Linked DNA regions of Homo sapiens: region 1 is linked to region 2. A link is an interaction called in ENCODE POLR2A ChIA-PET data of the cell type or tissue named here. Cell type or tissue: GM12878. All regions are shown on one strand. Links, peaks and the distances in the headings refer to the core of each region. The heading gives the core; the rest is flanking DNA. Region 1 has its middle 21 kb from the start of KAT5. Region 2 overlaps POLA2 (DNA polymerase alpha 2, accessory subunit).

What was found. ChIA-PET counts read pairs that join two places held together with the same protein. Peaks named below come from ENCODE experiments on the same cell type or tissue, not always from the same donor. Only the 100,000 strongest peaks of a DNase experiment are listed, where the experiment ranks them.
Region 1: POLR2A ChIA-PET joins it to region 2 with 8 read pairs; 2 of 35 experiments call an interaction of 5 or more read pairs at or near these places.

Annotation. Positions count from the first base shown.
Region 1 is chr11:65,689,368-65,692,284 of GRCh38, forward strand. No RefSeq gene overlaps it. Among named protein-coding and RNA genes, the nearest start is that of KAT5, 21 kb to the right of the region's middle. In GM12878, for the core only: no CTCF peak of the experiment used is centred there; no DNase peak of the experiment used is centred there.
Region 2 is chr11:65,278,157-65,281,073 of GRCh38, forward strand. POLA2 (DNA polymerase alpha 2, accessory subunit) reads left to right here. Exons shown (of 18, transcript NM_002689.4): 6 at 574-767; 7 at 1,382-1,470; 8 at 2,836-2,917. Among named protein-coding and RNA genes, the nearest start is that of POLA2, 18 kb to the left of the region's middle. RefSeq lists an enhancer at 1,114-2,313. In GM12878, for the core only: no CTCF peak of the experiment used is centred there; a DNase peak (open chromatin) is centred at 1,715; H3K27ac peaks cover 1,822 bases.

The DNA of each region.
Region 1 (2,917 bases), core at 91-2,590, 410 kb after region 2:
ACCTTATAAACAAATCTATCTAATATTAATTAGTTTTAATAAAATAAAATTTTGGGCCGGGCGTGGTGGCTCATGCCTGTATTCCCAGTACTTTGGGAGGCTGAGGCGGGTGGATCACTTGAGGTCAGGAGTTCAAGACCAGCCTGGCCAACATGGCACAACCCCATCTCTACTAAAAATACAAAAAATAGCTGGGCATGGTGGTAGGCACCTGTAATCCCAGCTACTCAGGAGGTTTTGGCAGGAGAATTGCTTGAACCCAGGAGGCGGAGGTTGCAGTGAGCCGAGATTGTGCCATTGCATTCCAGCCTGGGCGACAGACTGAGATGCCATCCCAAAATAAACAAACAAGCAAACAAATAAATAAATAAAAAGAGGAAGGAGGAACAGACAGGAGTAAATGGAGAATCAGACAGGATTCCATTGACTGAGGAGTTTTTAGAGGGACAGCAGGGGCTTCAAAGCACTATCTGTACACATATGGCCCAAATATCAGCTTTAATTAAGTCAGTTTCTAACTATAGAGCTCTCAAAAGAAAAACCCTTTTTAAATCTTTTATTACCAGATTTTAGCCAGCACAAATGACTGATATTTCTGACTTTTGAACTTTTTTTTTTTTAACTAAATGTAACCTCCTACATGAAATCAATAAGACTTAACTAAGGGTATGACTTAACCACAGGTGCACAAGGTATTTTCAAAGAGATGGCAAGCGTTTTTTTTGTTTGTTTGTTTTTTTTTTTTGAGACGGAGTCTTGCTCTGTCGCCCAGGCTGGAGTGCAGTGGCACGATCTCGGCTCACTGCAAGCTCCACCTCCCGGGTTCACGCCATTCTCCTGCCTCAGCCTCCCAAGTAGCTGGGACTACAGGCGCCCACCACCATGCCCAGCTAATTTTTTGTATTTTAGTAGGGACGGGGTTTCACTGTGTTAGCCAGGATGGTCTTGATCTCCTGACCTCATGATCCACCCGCCTCGGCCTCCCAAAGTGCTGGGATTACAGGCATGAGCCACCGCGCCCGGCCATGGCAAGCATTTTTTCCATGATCTAGAGTTGCCCCAGAGGTAGCTCAGAGAAAGAAAAATTTCAAGACAGGAAATCAGAATCTGTCCACGGAGGGAAAATGAATCAATAAATGGCAAAGGTCAACAAATAACAAACCAGAAAAGACTCATTCCCTAAATCATGAATTGGACCCAGGCTGCCATTGTGAAAGGCTGAACCTTAGCTACTGAGCTACAGCATGGGGGAGACACCATTGTTCTTCCCAGAAGGAGCCTAGAGCAGGCACTGGTGAGCTTGCAAAGGATTTTAACTCCTCAAAAGAATGAAGGCGGAACATGACATTATCATGTGCTCTTTTCAGACCCAAGAGTCAAAGCCCTGTGACTTAACAGCACAAGGGATTTAAAAGCAATACAGAAGTTACATGGATGTAATAACCTTTCCAAGTCCATAATTTAAATTAGACTTTTTTTGAGACAGGGTCTTGCTCTGTTGCCCAGGCTGGAGTGCAGTGGTGCGACACGGCTCAGTGCAGCCTCGACCTCCCAGGTTCAAGTGATTCTCCCACCTCAGCCTCCCAAAGTTTGAGGATTACAGGCATGAGGCCCCACACCCAGCCTGAATGACCTTCTAGATAACTTTTGAATTAGACAAAATTATTCTTCTTCTCAATAAGAATATATCTTTTTTTTTTTTTTTTTTTTTTTTTTTTTTTTGAGACGGAGTCTCACTCTGTGCCCAGGCTGGAGTGCAGTGGCATGATCTGGGCTCACTGCAATCTCCACCTCCTAAGTTCAAGTGATTTTCCTGCCTCAGCCTCCCAAGTAGCTGGGACTACAGGTGCGCCCCATCAAACCCAGCTAATTTTTGTATTTTTAGTAGAGACGGGGTTTCATCATGTTGGCCAGGATGGTCTCGATCTCTTGACCTCATGATCCACCCGCCTTGGCCTCCCAAAGTGCTGGGATTACAGGCGTGAGCCACCGCGCCCGGCTAAGAACACATCTTCTTTGGCACATTTTATATAAACTTGGGAAGCAAGAAATCCTGAACTGCCTATCAGATATTAGCATTTTATAGATGAGAACCATTCAACAACTTTTGGAACATTTTCCATACGATTACCCTTTCTTAATTGGAAATGACATAGACATACGATAAGCGTCCAACATGATTTTAAGATTTTAAATTATACAAAAGTTTACTTACAAGAATGTATCTCATTTGTATGTACCCAATTTTCCCATTTTTAATCGTTTATTTAGATTACTTCTGAAAACTGAGATATTACACAAAGGTGGTCATTATTTAAAATTATTTCCCTGTTAACCATTTTTAAAGGCTGTGAGCATTGGGTGTTTAAGAATCTTAAAGTCAAACACATAGGCATTCTGTTGATAACTCAGAAGATTTAGCTGTTTTCATTGAACTAGTAATAACAAATTAGTCTCATTTGTTAAAAAAAAAAATACAGACTCACCACTTTATAAAAGATAGCTGAATCCACACTATTCTTTCATGAAATTGGGATGTTTACATGGCTAAATAAACTTTGTTCATCCTGGTATATAATCCAATGAAAGCTATGAACTAAAATTTGGGTAGGCCAGGCGTGGTGGCTCACGCCTGTAATCCAGGCCATTTGGGAGGCCGAGGTGGGTGGATCACAAGGTCAGGAGTTCGAGACCAGCCTGGCCAATATGGTGAAACCCTGTCTCTACTAAAAATACAAAAACCAGCCGGGTGTGGTGGCATGAGCCTGTAGTCCCAGCTACTCAGGAGGCTGAGGCAGAAGAATCGCTTGAACCTGGGAGGTGGAGATTGCAGTGAGCTGAGATCGCACCACTGCCCTCCAGCCTGGTGACACAGCGAGACTCTGTCTCAAAAAAAAAAATTAATTAAAAAAAATTT
Region 2 (2,917 bases), core at 316-2,815:
CAGTTGAGCCTAGAAAAATGGGAATGTTTGCACATCACCAGACTGTTAATTCATTACTTACCCACCTCCATAGACACTGGGGAAAATTGATTAATTTGAATTTCATTTTATTGTTGTTTCTACCTTGAACCATATTGTGAGTTTTTATATATGCTCAGCAAGTTTTAGCTTATCCACAGTTGCAGGCTCAGATGATGTTCCAATAAATGCTAAAAATTCATGAGAAGAAAAAAATGGGACTTAAAGTTTGCCTTTTAATCAATTCAGAATCTGGGGATCTTTTTGCCTTGCTTAGTTTTAATGCCAAGAGAACGACAACTTTTTAAAATACGTTTCTGTCTCTAAACTTCTCTAAAAATGTTTGGTATTCCTCAGCCTGGTATTCCTCAGCCCTTCATTCCTGAAATTCCTTAAAGGTCTGGGTATGTCCAACCCCATTAAACTGATTCAATTTATAAACTATGAGGCCACCTTCCTTTTCTCCAGTCCCCATTTCCAAAGGTAACCTCATTTTATTCTTCTCTCCCTTTAGATATGAACACAGTAATATTAACCTGTTTTGCTTCCAATTAGTGCTACTCCCTCCCAGAAATACAACTCACGAAGTAACCGAGGAGAAGTGGTTACCTCCTTCGGCTTAGCACAGGGAGTATCTTGGTCTGGGAGAGGAGGAGCTGGAAACATCAGCCTGAAGGTCTTGGGATGTCCAGAGGCACTAACTGGGAGCTACAAATCCATGTTTCAGAAGCTCCCAGACATTCGAGAAGGTGATTGTTTTTCCCTTTGAAATTCTGGTGGATATAAAACCACCTAGAAGGGTGTAGAGTAACAAAGCTTCAGCTAGGCTGGTAGAACAAGTTCCAAGGTTGCCTTTCAATGTATGAGTTGGTAGATGTCCTCATGGAAGCCCTAGTAATGGAGGGACACGGGCAATACTATCAGTGATTGCCCCAAGTCACTTCACTTTGCTAAAACGCACATAACCATTCCCAGCAGCAAAAACTTGAACGATGTAAAGGAATTCAACTTAAAGATATTCATGGTTCCTTCGTTAGAAGCCTTCTTCAGGTTGGCCTTGACTTGCCTAAAACCTCAGTGAGGACTTGAGTAAAGGGCAGACTTGGAGATGGGGTGGGGTTCATGCTGATTCCCTGGAATTGTGCTATGGGGTCTCCTGTGGCCAGATGGAAGGCCAGATTCAGCAACCAAATATCGGAAAATTGGCAAAGGTTTTAGAAGGTTTAAACTGGCCAGATGTCCAGGCACCCTTCCTGCTTCTGTAAAATGACTGACTTTAATATTTTACAATGTGCTGTATTTTCTCTTCTTGGCAAGTGAAATGTCTTAAACATAATACTTTTTTCCACTTCTGGGATTGTAGTTCTGACCTGTAAGATAGAAGAACTTGGCAGCGAACTCAAGGAACATTACAAGATTGAAGCTTTCACTCCTTTGCTAGCCCCAGCACAGGTAAGAGTTGTTCTAATAGTTCTCACTAATTAATATTACGTTTTTAAATCGATGACCAAGAGGCATCCTTCTTGCTTCCTTTTTCACTTCTTGTCTGTGTTCTAGTTTGAACATCTGTCTTGGTTGAATTTGGGAAAATGGGCCCTTCTGAAGAAAGATTTGTAAGTGCTGTCTGGTTTTGTGGCCAGAGAGTGATTTTCTTCCCACTTGGATTAGAGTCTTGCACATAAGCAGAGACTCAAGGCCTTGTTTCCCTTGGTGGTGAGTCAGGTAGCTCCCCGGGGATTTCCCACAAATAGAAGCATTCACGTATCGAGATAAAAGGACAGCAGCGACGGTGGGGTTTTCAGAATCTTGTTCTCTGGACAATGACTCACAGTCTCTCCCCTGGTTTGGTCTCTTGTTATAGACAAACTGCTGCCAATAGTATCTTTATATCATAGTTTAATCTGGCATATATACCAGTGCTTTCTCTCTAGAATGTTTTCTAATCTAAGGGGAAATATATTCTAGAAGTTTCTTTAAAGTACCTTTGTCAATGTTTACATTCAAAGAATGATCAGTTGGGGAAGTGATGCAGAACTGTGTCATAGAAGGAAGTGTTAGAGGACTTGGAAGGAAGTAATTGAGGGAAGGCAGGGAGGCACAATCACTGGGAAAGATGAGACTTCCTCTGTTTTCTCCCAAGAGTGGGAACAGAACAGAGGAAGCCATGGAGACAGAGATTTTAGCTCAATTAATAAAGAACTTCCTGTTAAGAGGTTGTATGGTATGTGGCTAAGGATATGGCTCTAGAGCCAAATTTCTGGTTTCAAACCCAAGCTTCACCCACAGTTTGACCTTGACTAAATTATCTAACCTTTCTGTTGCTTGTTTTCCTCATCTGTAAAATGGATACAGTAATATCCACCCGATGGTTGTTGCAAGGATTAAATGAGTTAATACATATAAAATGCCTAAGAATACATTTTAGAACAGTGCATGGTATTTAGTAAGCTCAAGAAATGTTAGCTATTATTAAGTAGTTATAGCTGCCCAAAGATGCAGTGGGCTGCCCTGGGGTGGTGAGGACAGGGTGGGGTAGGCATCCAGGGGCAAGTTCCCCTACACTAGAGATGCTCACACTTAGGCAGCCTCCTAGGAAGGCTCAAGTGCTGGGTGGATGGGTGGACAAGATGCCCTTTCAGAGTTCTTCCATCCTGAGAGTCAGTGATGACGCGGTAGTCACCTCAGGGTCAAAGCAATGCCCTGCCAAGAAATGTATTTGTTGTTTGCAGTTTGTTTTGCTATTCACCCTATCGACTTCAGATTTTGAGCTCCTGCTCCAAAGACTGTCATTCTTATGCTGTGACCTTCCTTTGGTAGGAGCCTGTCACTCTGCTGGGCCAGATTGGCTGTGATAGCAACGGGAAGCTGAACAACAAGTCAGTGATTCTCGAGGGAGACC